Linked DNA regions of Homo sapiens: region 2 is linked to region 1. A link is a loop called in an ENCODE intact Hi-C map of the cell type or tissue named here. Cell type or tissue: CD14-positive monocyte. All regions are shown on one strand.

Region 1 (8,000 bases):
CGTGTATATGCATGTGTGTGCAAGTGTGTGCGTATGCCTGTGTGTCCATGTGTGCGTGCATGGGTATGTGTGTGCAAGTGTGTGTGCATGCATGTGTGTCCGTGTGTGCATATATGTGTGTGTCCATGTGTGTGCATGTATGTGTGTGTGCATGCACAGTTGTTTGGTTTTGCCTTCTGTGATGACACAGCAGCACCGAGGTGACAGTCTGTGTGCACAGCAAAGACGTACATCTTGATAAGCCGCCTGCGGGTCTGGCCTTATTGAGGCTCTTTGTTAGGTTGTCTGCCAGCGGAGCTGAGCTGCGATCTTACAGGAAAGCTGCTTGGGAGGAAGGCACGAGATCAATGTGGAGAGGCAGGGCAGAGAGGGAAGGCAAGGGACAGCCCAGAGAGGGAGGACAGGAGGGAGGGAAGGGACCCAGGTCAGCTGGGGCAGGAGGCCCGCTGGGGCAGGAAGGGGTCTGAGATTTGTCCTCCTCTTTCAGGTCATGACAGGCCCTCCTGGGGACGAAGGTCAGGGTCTAAAACAGGGGCCCACCATGCACAGGCATGAGGGAAGCTTTCCTGATAACTCCCAGGAAAGCAACAGGAAAAGCCGAGTGCTTTGCATTCCCTCGGGCCCTTTGCCTGAATTTCTCTTCACCGAAAGGTGTGAGCTTGTCTGCAAACATAATATCATAAGGTGTTGTCTCCTGCACACAGCTGGCTAGCAGGAGATGATGGGAGGAAGGGCAGTCCTCCCCGCAAGTAACCACTCACCTGAACGAGCAGAGCAGGGATCCTGGGGGAGAAGACTCGGTTCCCTGGGTGTCTGGAGTGGAAAAGCACAACTTGGGTTGTGGGACTGCAGTTGACAGAAGGATTCAATATGATGCAAGCCAGGGGATGCAAGCGGTTGGGCACGGCAGAACACCGTTGACTCACTGGTAAATATATTTCCGTGCCTCACCGCCTTTACTCCCAATACTGTGTCTTGTCTTCAACATCTTATAGTTCTTGCCATAAGGAAGTTCTTCTTCATGTCTCACTTAAATCCCCATTTCTTAGTGGATTGCCTCCGAAGTCTTCAAGGGACCCAGAGCACAGCTAAACCTCCAGGATCTCAAGTTCAGGGACAGTGAGAGGGCACAGCAAAATGGAGAGGAAGGAGGTCAGCAAGGCCCCTGAAGCTGGGAGGGAAGGGACAGTGAGACCTGGTAGAATTCGGCTTCCCCGTCAAGTGGCTGGCTCAAATTGAATTTGCTTACGTAGCTCAAGAAAAATTTATGGAGTCACACTGTGATAGGTACGATTCTAGGTGCTGGGGATCAAAACTCAATCCCCTGCCTGCTATTAGCCCCAGACAGACAATAAATGAGAAATCAAATAGATGAACAAATCATGTCACTTAGAAAATTTAAAAAGTAATAAGGTAGAGAGTGAAAGTGAGGGAGGTCCCCCTGGCTGGCTTTATCTCGGGAGGCCAGGGACAGCCACTCTAGGAGATGATATTGGGCTGAGACCTGACGATGGGAAGGAGCCAGCCATGTAAAGTTCTAGGGGAAGGGCATTCCAGGAGGAGAGAACAGCTGGTACAAATGCCCTGGGGTGAGAATGAGCTTAACATGTTTGAGAGGTGAAGTGTTTCTGGATGAAATCAGAGAAATCAGCAGAGCCAGTTCCTGTGGCCATCTTGCAAGTTTAGATTTTAAGATCAATGGGGACCAGGCATAATGACTCACGCCTGTAGTCCCAGCACTTTGGGAGGCTGAGGCAGGTGGATCACTTGAGGTCAAGAGTTTGAGACCAGCCTGGCCAGCATGGCGAAACCCCATCTCTACTAGAAATACAAAAATTAGCCATGCATGGTATCACACGCGCCTGTAATCCTAGCTACTAGGGAGGCCGAGGCAGGAGAATCACTTGAATCTGGGAGGTGGAGGTTGCAATGAGCTGAGATTGTGCCACTGCACTCCAGCCTGGGTGACAGAGTGAGACTCTGTCTCAAAAACACAAAACAAACAAAAAAGAGCAATGGGACGACATTAGAGGGTTTTAAGCCAGGGAGTGGTGTGATTTGATCTTCAGAAAGATCCACTCTATGTGGAGAATGGATCAGAGAGAGGCAGGATGCAAGGCGGGGGCCAGTTCGGGGGTGCTTGCATTAATCCAAGTGAGAGCAATGTTGGCTTGGCCAAGGGTGGTAACGGTGGAGATGGAGGGAAGCGGACAGATTTATAAAGTTTTGGAACTGAGGTGTGCAGACGTTGGATGGGAGGAGGGAAAGTGATAGCAATCAGATAGAAAATGTGTCCTGAAATGGAGAAGTCTCAAGGAGGGTCAGGTCTGGGGGAGAACACGCTAAGTTCAAAGTGAGAGCTGAAGCCAGCTGGACTTCTTGGGTCGAGTGGGGACTTGCAGAACTTTTTTGTCTTACAAGAGGATTGTAAAACGCACTCATTAGCGCTCTGTGACCCAAGGGCAGATGACATGCCAATAGGCGGTTGCAATGCCCTAAATTTCGCAAAGGACACCCGGGGCAAGACACACAGCTTGGCTTGGAGGAGCCTGGAATGGAACCAAGTGGGGGAAAATATGCTCTGTGCCCTGCTCCCCCCATTTCTGCCCAAGGAGCCTCAACACCTACACCCCCACCCTCTCCAGACTCCCCATGTTAGAATCGTAGAATTCCTTCCAGCTCAGAAATCTCATGATTCTATGCGACTTGACACTGAGCCATCAAATGGAAAGGCAGAGTCTCATTCTAGGAATAATGTGAGACCTCTTTGACCACGGAGGCCAAGGACAGGATGAAGGAAGCTTTCTTCAATCCCGAAGAGCTGGTCATTCTGAGCAGTAGCGTGATTCGCTCTGATGATCCTCTTTCATTTAGCCTTTTCCTACAGGTGAAAGAAATCTGTCTAAAATGAATGTCTAGGGTGGTCTTATAAGGGAAAAGAAGGAGAAGAGACCGAGGGGTCCCCGCAACCTTAGAGGGGCACATGAGCGGGAGGAGGAGCACAGCCATGCTAGGCCCTGAGCACACCTCACCTGCCGCTGTGCGCTGTGTCTGCAGCTCTCATCTTTGTCATGAGCCAGCAAATGGGTCTCCCCGTCCCCTTCCAGCCCACTCCTTTCAGCTACCTGGAACTCAAAGCAACAAAGACACCCCCAAAGCACTCAAATGTTCCCATATCACAGGACCTGTTCAAGAAGGCCAGCCAGCCGGAGCACCACCCCAGGATTGCCATGAGACTCCAAGGGAGGGGAGGTACCTCTCAAAGCCTCGGTTTCTTCATCTGCAAACTCAGATGAGCTCTAGAACAACACTGTCCAAAACGCTGGCCACCAACCATACGTGGCTATTTAAATTTAAGTTAATTAAAATTAACTGTTTTTTAAATTCGGGTCCTCAGGCGTGCTAGCCACACTCCGAGTTCTCAGTAGCCACGTGTGGCTGTTGGCTACCGTTTAGGACAGCACAGATGTAGGCCATCTTCATCATCTTAGGAGATTCAATTGGTGAGGCTTTAGGACGGGGGTTCCCTAAATATAGTGCCTGGACTAGCAGCATCGGCAACCCCTGGGAACACTTCAGAAACTCTCAGGCCCACCCTGGACCCCCTGAAGGAGAAACTCTGGGGGCGGGGTTCTAACAAACCTTCCAGGCGATTCTGATGCACGCTGAAGTTTAAAAATCAAGGCTCTAGTCTGGAGTAACAGCCTCACACATTATCTCGCTTGAGCCTCAACAATCTTATGCAACTTCTGCCCTTCCAGGGGAAGTAGAACCGTGACTCATCTTGCAGCTGAGGAGACGAAACGCAAAGATCACAACCCTGGAAAATGCAGGGCTGGACCTCTGGCCTTTGACCCTTCCCTGCTCTCATTTTTCCCATCAAATTTCTCTAAGATCATTCCAGAGTGAAAAAACAAAAACACAATCCTGTATCTCTGTGCCATACTGGAACTCCCACCAACTGGGTACTCGAGAAGTGAGAATGACTGTGACGGACACAGCGTAATGGTTAAGAAGCCACATCCGTTCCCGTTTCACAGATGAGGAAACCCGAGCCTGAGCAGACAGCGGCTTGCCTGTGCCCGCCGCTCCTTCCCGATCACCAGGACTCAGTCCAGGTCCAGAGAGGAGGCAGCTTCAGGGAGAGACAGGCCCAGGCTGCAGTCCTGCTTCTGTGATTAACAAGCTGGTGACTTGGGCAAGCCATGTGACTCTGAAAAGTCTCCATTTCTTCAGCTTGGAAAGTCAGAATAATAATAGGACTGGCCTGCTGTGGGATTCAATACACTCATGCATGTGAGGTGCTGGACACGTTCTAAGCGCCCAGCGCAGTTTTGATATTATTATACCAGACACTAGGAAGCTGGCCTAGTTTTGAAATTCTTCTTCTTTTCAATATAACCTGCCTCTTCTTTCTATTCATTGGCCCCAAGTTTTCCTGGAGCTCTTTGTCCCAGATTTCTCTGGATATGTGAGCACCTGCTTGGGTTCTCCAAGCCTATTTGGGAACCAGAAAGTCAGGGGTGGCCCTTGTAAGCACAGTCATCAAAAGAGAACTATTTGCCAGCTGGTGGTGCCTGTAGTTTCCTGGAACCCACCTGCAGCCCTGGGCAAACCCGAACCTGGCTTTGAGCTGGAAAAGAGCCTCCTTATAAAGCAGGGAAGATCCTGAGCAGACAGAGGGTATGAAAGGAATGGTTACACCAGGTTAAGATCCAAGGAGCCCATGAGTTGCTAGGGCAACGGCCCTGAATTCCAGGGTGCCACTCTTGGTCACGTGATTTGGTCAAAAGGGTGGGTCTCTCTGGCCTCTATATTCCCATCTATGGGAAAGGGGAGACTGAGCTGTCCCATCCACCGGCCTTGAGTTCCCAGAGATCTAGGATGAATCTGCCCTCGTTGTTTTCTGGAATGGGAGCCTCATCACTGCTGGGCATTTTCTGTCGCTCTTCTTCCAGTGGGAACGAGAGAGGCTGCCGTCTCTGTTCTTCCCCCACCCCTCCCACTCCCCAGAAACCCCAGTTTGCACTCTGCCCTCTGACTCAGTCCTCCCATCCGCTGCGGTCTCTCTCCTCAGTTCCTGCGGAAGCACCTCCTCTCTTTAACTTGACTCTATTTTTTTCTCTCCCCGTCTCTTCCCTGGCCTTGCCCTCTCTCTTTCTGCCCTGTAGCCGCGGGCGTCCAAATGAAGCTGGAATTCCTCCAGCGCAAATTCTGGGCGGCAACGCGGCAGGTAGGTGTGATGTCGGGCCAGGTCGGGGCTGGGGACTCACCACGCTCCCCTGGGTGTGAGACCCCCTCTCCCTCCCCTTGGATGCTCCACTGCCTTGAGGCTCTCAGGATGCCCTCCCGGCCCCTACACTTCTCAGCCCCTCAGCTCCCCAGCCTGCAGGCCGGGCCTCAGCGCTGGTCCCCAGCCCCTGCCAGCCCAGTGCTGAGGGCACGACCCAGAGTCACCCCTTCTCGCCACTCCAAAGCCACTGGCATGCCTCCCCGCTGAAAAGGGAGAGCCACCTCGATCCACCGTCCAAGGTCCGGGGTCCAGGCCCTGATGGCTGGCAAGAGATGCCAGAGACGACAGCGGCTTCTGGCTGAGAATTCCCAGCTCTGCCTGGCCTCGTCCTGTCCGTTCTACTGGCTCCTTTCCCCTCTGCTTCCCCAGAGCCCTCAGGTCCCTCTGGGCTTCTGAGCTGCCCCCTTCATCTCCCTCAAGCTCCCTCAGCCTCAATCTCCTGCAACGCCGAGCCCCTCGGCCCCCATCACTTGCTGCTGCCGCCTGACTCTGGGCAAGGGCAGGGAGCCCAAGAGTGAATCGAGAGGGATGGAGGGCAGGGGGCTGCGGTCACCCACCGCCTCAACCAGACAGCCAGTGCAGGAGCCCCACAGAGCCCACAAAGTCCCCTCCCCACACCAGCAACGAGGCCTGGGGGCTGCAGAGCCTGCACCTCTAGAAGGGCTACCTGGGCCCTTCCACCACCCAGGGCCTGCCGAATGCAGCACCCGCAGGCCACATACCACATGCATACCACGCACACAATGCTAACACACACCACACGCATGTGCCCTCCACGTACAGACACCCCACACATAGACACACACATGCACACACCTCACACACGTGCTCTCCACATACGACACACACATCCCACACCCACACCCCACACAGGTGCCCTCCATGTGCAGATACACACCCCATGCACACATGCACACACACTGCAGACGTACCACACACACAGCATTCCCACTTACACGTGCCATTTCTACTACACATGCAGTGTCCACATTCAGTCTCTCCTCTTCCTTCCAGTGCAGCACTGTGGATGGGCCGTGCACACAGAGCTGCGAGGACAGTGTAAGTTCTGCCCGTGTGAGGAAGGTGGAGGAGGGAGCCATGGCCCTCCGCCCGGTCCTCCTGGCAGGCCAGCTTCCCTCTCCCAAATGCCCTCCTTCCCTGCAGTGAAGCTCCCACGCTGCCTTCCAGAGCTGGGGGACAGGCTGGAGGACCGGGGTGGGTGAGGGCCCTGGCATAACCTCCCTTCTGGGTTTCCTCCCAGGATCTGGACTGCTTCGTCATCGACAACAACGGGTTCATTCTGATCTCCAAGAGGTCCCGAGAGGTGAGTCACTGGGGATATAGAATGAGGGGGAGAGGGCGGCAGGAGGACTGGAGACATTGGGCAGCCACTCCAGCTAAAGAGAGCCCCACGGCCCCAGGAGGGAACCCTGTTCGGGGCCAATTCAGGTGAAAGGTCTGAAGAACATGGTGTTCTGACACCAAAGTCAACAGAGCAAGAAGGCAGAATTTGGAGCACTTTTCAACTCAGGGAGTCAGAGAAAATATTACTTCTTCATTTTATCTGTCACTAGCCTGGCCTCCTCCCGTGCCTGGTAGGAGCCACTCAGTGACCCCATCTCAGGGCCCTGCCTGGCCACACTGGCCCAGCCTCACTCGGGGCCTCCCCACAAGGATCCAAGCACACTCACTTATCAGATCATTCCCCAACCCCCGCCTGCCTTTCTACCATTGTGGGGCCCAGAAGACATGGCTTCCCCACTTCATGTTCTTGTCCTGTCTGGACCTTATGGAAAATTATACTCTCACCCACCACGCCCGGCCTTCGGTGTGTCAGAGAAGAAATGGGGGATGGACGCGATGCTTTCTCGCCTGAATGCCTGGCTTGCACATCCTAATCCTCCCCCCGCCCCCGCTGGCTGTGGGTATCTCCCTGAACCCAGCATGTGCTCAGAAAGGAAAAAGAGAAAGTACAATAATATTTTTATACTTGCTGGGCTCCAAAAGGGGCCTCAAAATGGATTATTCCTTTAGCCAGGAATCAAACTGAGAAAGAAGCCCATTCAAACCTGAAGCAAATCCAGATATATTCACCAGATGTATTTCCTTGAAGCAAGGCAGAAGCATCAGAACCGCCTCCTGCCTGAGCCTCGGGGAAAGGGGCATAGTATTTGGTTCTGTGTGAGCTTTGCTACTAATTAGAAACGTGATGTGGGCAAGCGACTTCCATTAGCTGTGTCTCGCCGGGGGCTGGACTACACAGTGTCTAAGCCAGCCCCAGCTGAGGGCTCTAAGTTCCTGGGATGTGGAGGCTGATGCAGAGGTCGTGGCCAAGGCCACCTCCACGCATGGTAGGGCTGTGGTCTGGCCTGACCGGGATGCGGCTTCGGATCCAAAGAAGTCGTCGGAACAGGGCAGGAACTGGAGCAGGGATGTCGGAAGGAGACTTGGGAAAGAGGGCAAGTGAGGACAAAGGGGCACCAGTGGGTCATGAAATCTAACTCCTTGGGGTAGTGTTTAAATGACCCACTTAACGAGCAGCAGTTCTCAGCCACAAGAGTAGAGAAGCCAAAGATGGTTTCGTTCAACTTCCTGTTGGTGGGAGTGTGGGCGGGGCTTTGCAGGACACACAGCTAATTGAGCATCACGGTCACCTGGGCGCCTGCCTCTGGTACCCTCCCCCTTCTCCCTTTCATGCCCCATTTTC
Region 2 (8,000 bases), 530 kb before region 1:
CTTCTAACCCTGCTCAGCTTCCTGCTGGTTCTGATTGAGCATGCAGTTCCTCTCTAGATCATTCAAACCCACAGACATGGGGCTCACGGCCAGAGAGCTTGATCTAGTATGGTTCCCAGCTTCATTTCAAGGCCAAAAATGTTTGGGAAAAGCTGGAATCAACGTCCACACTTCTGCGAAGCTAGGAAAACCCCAAAGCTAGTCTCTTAGGGCAGCAGTAAATGCTCAAGAAAGTAAATATTTCTTAAAGAAACAGTTAAATCTGTCCAATTCTGCCACCACTATGCACCATCTGCCCTGTCCTGGTTTGTTATCACTGTTTTGATGGAGTAACCTGGCAAGTAGAAAGTATGACATTCAAATAAAAAAACATGAGCTTGAATCTCAGTGGTGCTACATGGGGCATTGGGCAAGTGCCTGCAGTCTCAGCCTCCACACACACAGGGACACACATAGGCGCACATCCTCATCTGGGAGTGAGGTGTGCTGTGGGAATAAAGCAAGGTGAGGGCCCATCCCAGGACAGCCCACAGACTCCGCACTCAAGACACTATTGAGGGAGGAGGTTTTGGGCCATGTATCTTCACATTCTCTGGAATGATAAGCACTCAAAAAAGCAGTTGAACATAAATGTTTTAAAAAGAGTTGCTTGGTCTGTGGATTTGTAATGCAAATGCCCCTAATAAGAGAAGAGAGGGGACAGACTCACAGGAGGGCACTAGGCATGTTCCTACCTCTCCAGGGTGCAAGAGAACCCAGAGCTACCTTCACAAAGATACTGTGAAAATGCAGAGTGTGAAACGCTCACACACCTGGAGGAAGTGTTCAAAAAGAATGCCCTTTCTTTGCTACATCATTCCATTTAACAGGCTGGCAATTTTCAACTTATCCACAACTTCTATTACCTGAGACCATCACAGGTAAATTTCCTAACAGTAGTAGCAATCGGCCTTAAAAGCATGATGTGTGAGATCGCAAGAAGGCATTATTGGGAAAATATGATATTCTGGATTTCAAGAAATTCTCAACTGCCGGAAGTCTTTGGTAACCTAATTCCGTTTTCAAGACAGGGTTGCTCCTTAAATTTACTGCCTGGGGGAACCAAAGTTTTCAAACTATCAATGTCAGATCAACTCAAGTGTGTGGGGAAGGTGGCACCGTTTTCTCTATTTCCAGGACAGGAACCAAACTGGTCATTATGTTAGGCAGGAGATGAAACATTGTTGCAGTCAAAAAGTAATACACTTTTACAGTCAAAGTAAACAGACCCTTATTTGGTGTGTGCATGTGTCTCTGAGCCTTGGCCTCTCCGGTCTGCCATTCTTTTTCATATGAGTTGCTCTTTCTGCAGCTAGCGGCCACATCATTTCCCTACTGCCCTGTAAATAATAGCTCAAGATCCGTCTTTTCCAGGAAGCATTATCTAATTAACACTATACATTCTGCAACCCATTAATTTATTTTCCCAGCCCCCACTCTTACTGAAGACTCTGCTGTCATTACAGATCAGACACTGCCCACCCAGCCACAGTCCTGGTATTAGGGCTACAGATAAAATACAGGACACCCAGCTAGATTTGAATTTCAGATAAACAACAAATAATTTTTTTTTCAGTATAAGTATGCTCCATGTAACAGTTAGGATATACTTACAAAAAATTATTTGTTGTCTATCTGAAATTCAAATCCAGCTGGGCATCTTGTGTTTGGTTTTGTTCTGTTGTTTCTTTGTTTTGTTTTTTGTTAAATCTGGCAATTCGATCTGTTACCCTTCCTCCTTGCTTACACTTCAGACAGAGAGAAGAAAAAGGTTGTGAACAGCCAAATAGAGAGAGGCCACAAAACCCAGGCACTAAATCTCAAACACTGTCTCCAAAGGAGAGACTCTTAAACCTTCACCTGGTCATTTTGCGCCCAATTTTAACAAGCTTTGTGGCAGATTACCAGTACCAAACTAGAAAGAAGGTTGGGAGTTGCTAAAGGGAAGAAGGATGTTGGCACAGAAAGAGTCCCAGCCTAGAATCAGGACACCCAGTCCTGAATCCCAGTGTCTTCCTTCTAGCCATGTATCTTTGGCAGGTTGCTGAGCTCTTGAAAGCTTCAGTCTGTTGCTTGCTTGTTTGTTTTTTCTCTTTTAATCAGCAAATTGGAAATGATCCTATCTGCCTTGCAGAGCTGATATAAGGCTTAAATAAAATAATGCACATGAAAACTGCTAAATAAATGTAAGATGCTTGTTATCACAAAGATTCACTGATGGAATAAAAAATAAGCATCCTCAGTTTCACTGCTGGGAAGGAGGCAAACTACAGAAATCAAACACAAGGGCTCACAAAGACAACACTCAGGCTGATTTAACGTTAAGGGCAAAGAACTGGTATACCTCAATAAAACAGAAGCAACACATCATCCTACTGCAGCACTGATGTTCAAAATGATGGCTTGGAGGCATCAGGAAAAGATGAAAGTAAATTCAATGCATTCTGTTTAAGAAGGCAGGGAAGTGTTTCATCCAGGCGAATCTATCTAGGCCAGGGGGCTTCAGTATGACACAGCTCCGTCAAGAACCCTGAGAGTTGCTTTTTATAAATGCACTGGGCACCTCAGTGTGCCAGGCACTGTGCTAGGCATAGTCACATTCATGGGCTTAGAAAGAAACTCTTTGTTCAAAGCAACTGGCTGTTATCCTGCCAGTTGTGGATATTCAATATTTGTGGATTGAATGAGGAAGAGGATGAATGAATGCCTATAGTAAATTTACAAAGTGCTGGATACACAAAAAGGACTCAGGATATACAAGTGGCTGGATTAACTCCCTTTATATTATAAGTGACGAGACAGGGCAGGGAAAAGAAAAGGTACCAGTTATGTGCACAAAGTAGAAACAAACAGAACGATGCCCTGACTGAGGATACCCAGCATGAGTTCAGGGTGGGTAACTTCAACACAGCAATGACAATCATACTGCAATCTGTCGGGTGACACCGCTCAAGGGAGCCAAGGGAAGACATGCCTAAGGAGGGTTTTTAAGTGGTTAATACTTCATGAGTCATCCTATTTCTCTACTCTTTGGAAACAGTCTGGTTTTATTTCCTAACAAATGACTGGGCCCTGTAATACCTCACCATCATGATTTTAACCCGTGAGGTTGGGTCGAAGCATACCCAAGCAGCATGGGGTTAACACTCCCCAAATCCGAGGCTATCAGTGGGCCTTAAATGCAGCCATGAGCTGAATGGGGCTATGTGGGTTGTGCCGATGGGCTGAAATCCACTAAGGTTAAGCTGCGGTAAACAGATCATCACAGCCAGGGCCAGAGAGGCTGACCCATTGAAATCACTTCCTTGCCAGTCAAACTCCTTATCAACCAGTCAGTTACCCCTGAATGAGGGTCCGTCACACGTGCTCGTACTAGTTCCAGACTTATTTGAGGGCAGGCAAAAGTCAGAGGAGATGATGAACCTGGTCTTGCCCTCAGGAAATTCATTTTTCTAAACAGAGGACAAACCCACAAAGGCAAGAAGACAATGACAGACATCTGCTAAGGCATGTGGATAACGTCACAGTCCAGCAGGGCTCCGCGGGAGGCTGCCTCTCAGGTGTGCACAGGGGCCTGTGGCTACCTGTGTGAAACGCAGGGCCCGCACAGCACTGCCTCCCAGAGTGGGGATTCCACAGCGACTCTGAACTTCATACTTAGAAGAGCAGGGCCTCACCTGGGCTGCCTTGGAATCCTCAGGAAATTGGATCTCATGGGGTTCTTAGACATCAGATAGTTTAATCCCTCGCTGGAACAGATGAAAAAGGGAAAGAGCCAAAGGAAAACAATGACCAAGTGCCAAGCTCGCACCATGTGCTCTAATCCTCACGCTATCCCAGGGGTCAGAGACACAATCTTTCTGCAGATCGCCTGCCAGTCACACAGCCAGGATGCAGGGAGGAACCAGGATCTGTGTGACCAGTGCCCCAGCACTCCCCTCACTGCCCCAAGCCACCGCAGGTGAAAACAGGAAGAGGCCTGTCCAGGTGACAAGGGTAACAAGTGGCACATCCAGGCCTGGACCAGGGCTTTCGACCAAGTCTTACATGCAAAAACGTTCATGTCCACTCCCCCTAGGGAGTGTTGAAGGTGCCTACTGCCGTATCGCTGTATTTCATTAAAAGGCCAAGTCTTTTTTTTTTCTTTTTTGAGACGGAGTCTCACTCTGTCGCCCAGGCTGGGGTGCAGTGGCACAATCTCGGCTCACTGCAAGCTCTGCCTCCCAGCTTCACGCCATTCTCCTGCCTCAGTCTCCTGAGTAGCTGGGACTACAGGCGCCCGCCACCACGCCCGGCTAATTTTTTTGTATTTTTAGAGAGATGGGGTTTCACCGTGTTAACCAGGATGGTCTCGATCTCCTGACCTCGTGATCTGCCAGCCTCGGCCTCCCAAAGTGCTGGGATTACAGGCGTGAGCCACCACACCCAGCCAGTGTCTTTTTTCAAGGAAACTTCAGCTATGGATCAAATCAATCTCCTCTCAATACATTTCCAGGGACCCTCCGGATCCCTCTGTTGATCAGAATTTTATCTTAACTACAGGTAGAAATAAGAATGCCCCAGCTTGGGTTCAGCCATGTTTTGTTAGAGGTTGTACAGGTGGCACTTGGGTTGTGTTTTAGAAGAGTAATTGTGGGTTCAGAAAGCATTTTCCCAATGCTATGTCCCATTCACTTGTTTTCTTCCTTTCAGATTAATAAAGATAATGCTCAGCCTGTTGGCATGGGTGTGAGGAGTCAGAAACTTTCATATTCTGCTGCTGAGAATCCAGATTTGGACAGGCTTTCTTAAGTGCCTTTTGGCAAAATAAAGCAAAAAACATAACTTTTCACCTATAAATCCTTCTGTTAGAATACATCTGCAAAAAGGGGTATATATAGAATACAGTTATTTATTTTACATATATATGTTATTATGTACATTATAAAGTTGTATATAGAAGAATAAAGTTATTCTTCACTGTGCTGCTGAAACTGTGAAAACAGCTTCGTGCTCACCAAACAGCAGATGAATTATGAACACCAGGACACCTTCACAGGATTCCACATTATACTGCAGATTCATATTTAATGCCACAAAAGGACAGTCATTACATATAGTTTTTAAAAACCAAAGTACATAGTAATATGTGTAGTAGGATTCTTTTTTAAAAAAATATATTTCCATATTTGCATGGTAAAGACTGGAAGGATATACACATAAAAGAGAGTAGTATCCCTTTGGTCTGAGATTTTGAATGAACTTCTTTGCTCTTTAAAAATCTGCCCTTAATTTTTTGATAATGACTATGTACGACAGTCACGTGCTGCATAACACTGCAGTCAACAACAGGCCACATACACAATGGTGGTCTCATAAGGTTATAATGAGGCTGAAAAATTCCTATCACCTCATGACATCTTGATGACCTGCGTAGGTCTAGGTTACTATGTGCGCGTGTCTTACTTCTTAACAAAAAATTTACAAAGCAAAAAATAAAATAAAATAATTTTTAATAGAATACATCACATAGAAAAAAGGATATAAAGAGAGTATTTTTGTACAGCTGTGTGTTTGTGTTTTAAGCTACATGTTATTATAAGAGTCATCAAGTTAAAAATTAAAGTTTATAAAGCAAAAAAGTTATAGCAAGCTAAGGTTAACGTATTATTGCAGGAAGAAACATATTTTTTATAAATTTAGTGTAGCCTAAGTCCACTGTTAATAAAGTCCACAGTAGTGTGCAGTCATGTCCACTCACTCATGACTCACACAGAGCAACTTCCAGTCCTGCAAGCTCCATTCATGGTAAATGACCTACACAGGCAAACCACTTTCTTAATCTTTTATACTGTACTTTGTACCTTTTCTATGTTTAGATATGTTTAGCATTGTATTACAATTGCTTACAGTACTGAAGTACAGTGGCATGCTGTACGGAATCCAAGGAACGATGGGCTACGCCATATAGCCTAGGTGTGCAGCAGGCTCAACCATCCAGGTTTGTGTATATTCACTCTATGATGTTCACATATGATGAAATCACCTAACAACGCATTTCTTAGAATGTATCCCCATTGTTAAGCAATTCGTGACTGTACTTGTGTAATTATAATTTTGAAATTATTCTCTAAATTAAAAGAGAAGCTATTATTGATATGGGGGGAAGCATTTTTCCTATAAAACAATCTGTAACTCATAATAAGATAATCAGATTGGATCATAAAACCTGTTAAACCTGTTTAGCATGATGGGTATGCTAGCTCAACTTGGGGGTGTGTTGGGGGAAAGGGACAAGAAGGAAAGAAGTTCCCTTCATTTCCTTGGGCCTAGGATAAGCCCTCAAGAGCCCTATTCCACCCCCAAGGGCACCTCCTCCAAGGCTCCTGCTATTCTCATGCTTCCTGGGCCCTGTGTCCTGGATGCACAGGCATACCGGGTCGCTCGCTGCTCCAAAGTTACCCACTTCACACCAACCTTGCCAACCCTAACCCTATCTCTCAGACATCACCCAGTCTCTGGGGAGCAAAAGAATGGCATCTGCCAAAAGAACAGCTGAGATGAGCCACCGGTGGTCAGTGTCACTGACTGGAGGGAGGGGGACCATGGTTCCAGCTGTATCAGCTTCATGGGGGTGGGGGTGGGGGGACATTTCTGGTATGCAGCCACTTTTGGCTCCAGTGCATCCTGAGCCACACAGCCAGGACCTGTGGACGGCATGTGTCCATTGGCCTTGGCATCTATCTCAGACAGACCCTTGTGCACAAGGCGCCCACCCTGGGGTCTCTTCTTGCTATGGACTGCATGGGGATGCTATTATGCCTATACAGATGTCCGTTTTCTTCATTTACCGATTCTCTGACTTACTGATTCAGAAGACGTTTGCTGCTAATTAGCCCCTTGCCAGACATCAAGGAGGGGTCAATAGTTAAAAAACGAGTTGCCCTCTCCTCCCCCCATGTAGCCAGCACTGGGGTCTAAAGTTGGCGTGGCATGCTCCTGCCAAGTCCTGCCTGGCTGTAGGAAAGGCATGCTGGGGGTAGTGAGGGGGAGTGTAGGGTCCTGGGATAGGACCAGGCTGTGCAGAGAGGGGATTCCAGGCTGGAAGTGTGGACTTAATCCTGGGACAGTCATTCCAGGTGCTGAAGCAGAGAAAGGGGACAATTAAGGAGATCTGCCTGGGGGCTGCCTGTGGGATACTACAGGGGGCTGAGACCAGAGGCAAAGACCAAACCTGAAGTCAGAGGAGGAGGCGTGGTCACCACAGGCTTCAGAGAAGGTGGCCAAGGGCAAAGTGCCTGGTTCAGGAGGGCCAGCTTCTGGCCTCCCCAGTGGTGGGTCCTGGAGGGTGTTACTCAGTTCCTCTGGGCAGCCCACTTTTCCTGAGTGAAACGCACATGATAACTCTGCCCTCGCATCTCAAAGGGGCTGGGTGCATTTAAAGTGCTTTGTTAAACTGTAGAGTGCTATACAAATGTTAGCTATTATTATTAAAGGGCTGAGACAGTATTTTGTCAGCAGCTTAGTTCAGCTTGGTTGAACACGGCACTCCAAACATTTCACCAAATACCAAACAGGACTTTGTTATTTAGGGAAGAGATTCAGGAGCTTTCATGGAACACTGGAACATCTAAACACCAGCGAAAAACACAACTATCCCAGCCTCCATGATAAGCATCTTCACTGTGGCGAGGCTGGAGGGCTGGTGAGCACTGTGACCCTCAGGCTCACGCCCAGAGAAGGCCTACAGTCTTGGGGTGCTTGGCTCCAAAAGGAGTCTAAGTCTGGAGGAAAGGAAAAGGAGGGTGTTCATACGGCCAGAAACAATGGTCCTGGCTAGTCTGTGTTTAGCCAGGTTTACCCTGAATGCTCACTCAGTTCTACAGGGGAAGGGCCTCTCAGGGACTACTGACCATGCAGAACACCTCAGAAACTTGGAATCCCAAAACCTTGGTCTTGGAAGGGCATTGCAGCCAGGCTGC

The links. A loop is a pair of places that touch in the nucleus more often than their neighbours do. Peaks named below come from ENCODE experiments on the same cell type or tissue, not always from the same donor. Only the 100,000 strongest peaks of a DNase experiment are listed, where the experiment ranks them.
Region 2: a loop joins it to region 1, with 5 times the contacts of the local background. A loop is called at or near these places in 2 of 110 quality-filtered maps.

Annotation. Positions count from the first base shown.
Region 1 is chr12:1,808,895-1,816,894 of GRCh38, reverse strand. CACNA2D4 (calcium voltage-gated channel auxiliary subunit alpha2delta 4) reads left to right here. Exons shown (of 38, transcript NM_172364.5): 27 at 5,172-5,233; 28 at 6,308-6,352; 29 at 6,555-6,617. It overlaps LOC105369601 (a long non-coding RNA gene), which reads right to left and starts at 3,699. Exons shown (of 5, transcript XR_931546.3): 1 at 3,033-3,699; 2 at 2,764-2,881; 3 at 927-1,171; 4 at 762-813. RefSeq lists an enhancer at 3,685-3,924. In CD14-positive monocyte, no CTCF peak of the experiment used is centred here; DNase peaks (open chromatin) are centred at 3,754, 4,124, 5,044, 6,584 and 2 weaker places; H3K4me3 peaks cover 4,703 bases; H3K27ac peaks cover 5,500 bases.
Region 2 is chr12:2,337,146-2,345,145 of GRCh38, reverse strand. All of the region lies in intron 3 of CACNA1C (calcium voltage-gated channel subunit alpha1 C), which reads right to left. Among named protein-coding and RNA genes, the nearest start is that of CACNA1C-IT3, 71 kb to the right of the region's middle. RefSeq lists an enhancer at 7,184-7,684. In CD14-positive monocyte, no CTCF peak of the experiment used is centred here; DNase peaks (open chromatin) are centred at 3,045, 5,785 and 6,065; H3K4me3 peaks cover 4,189 bases; H3K27ac peaks cover 7,014 bases.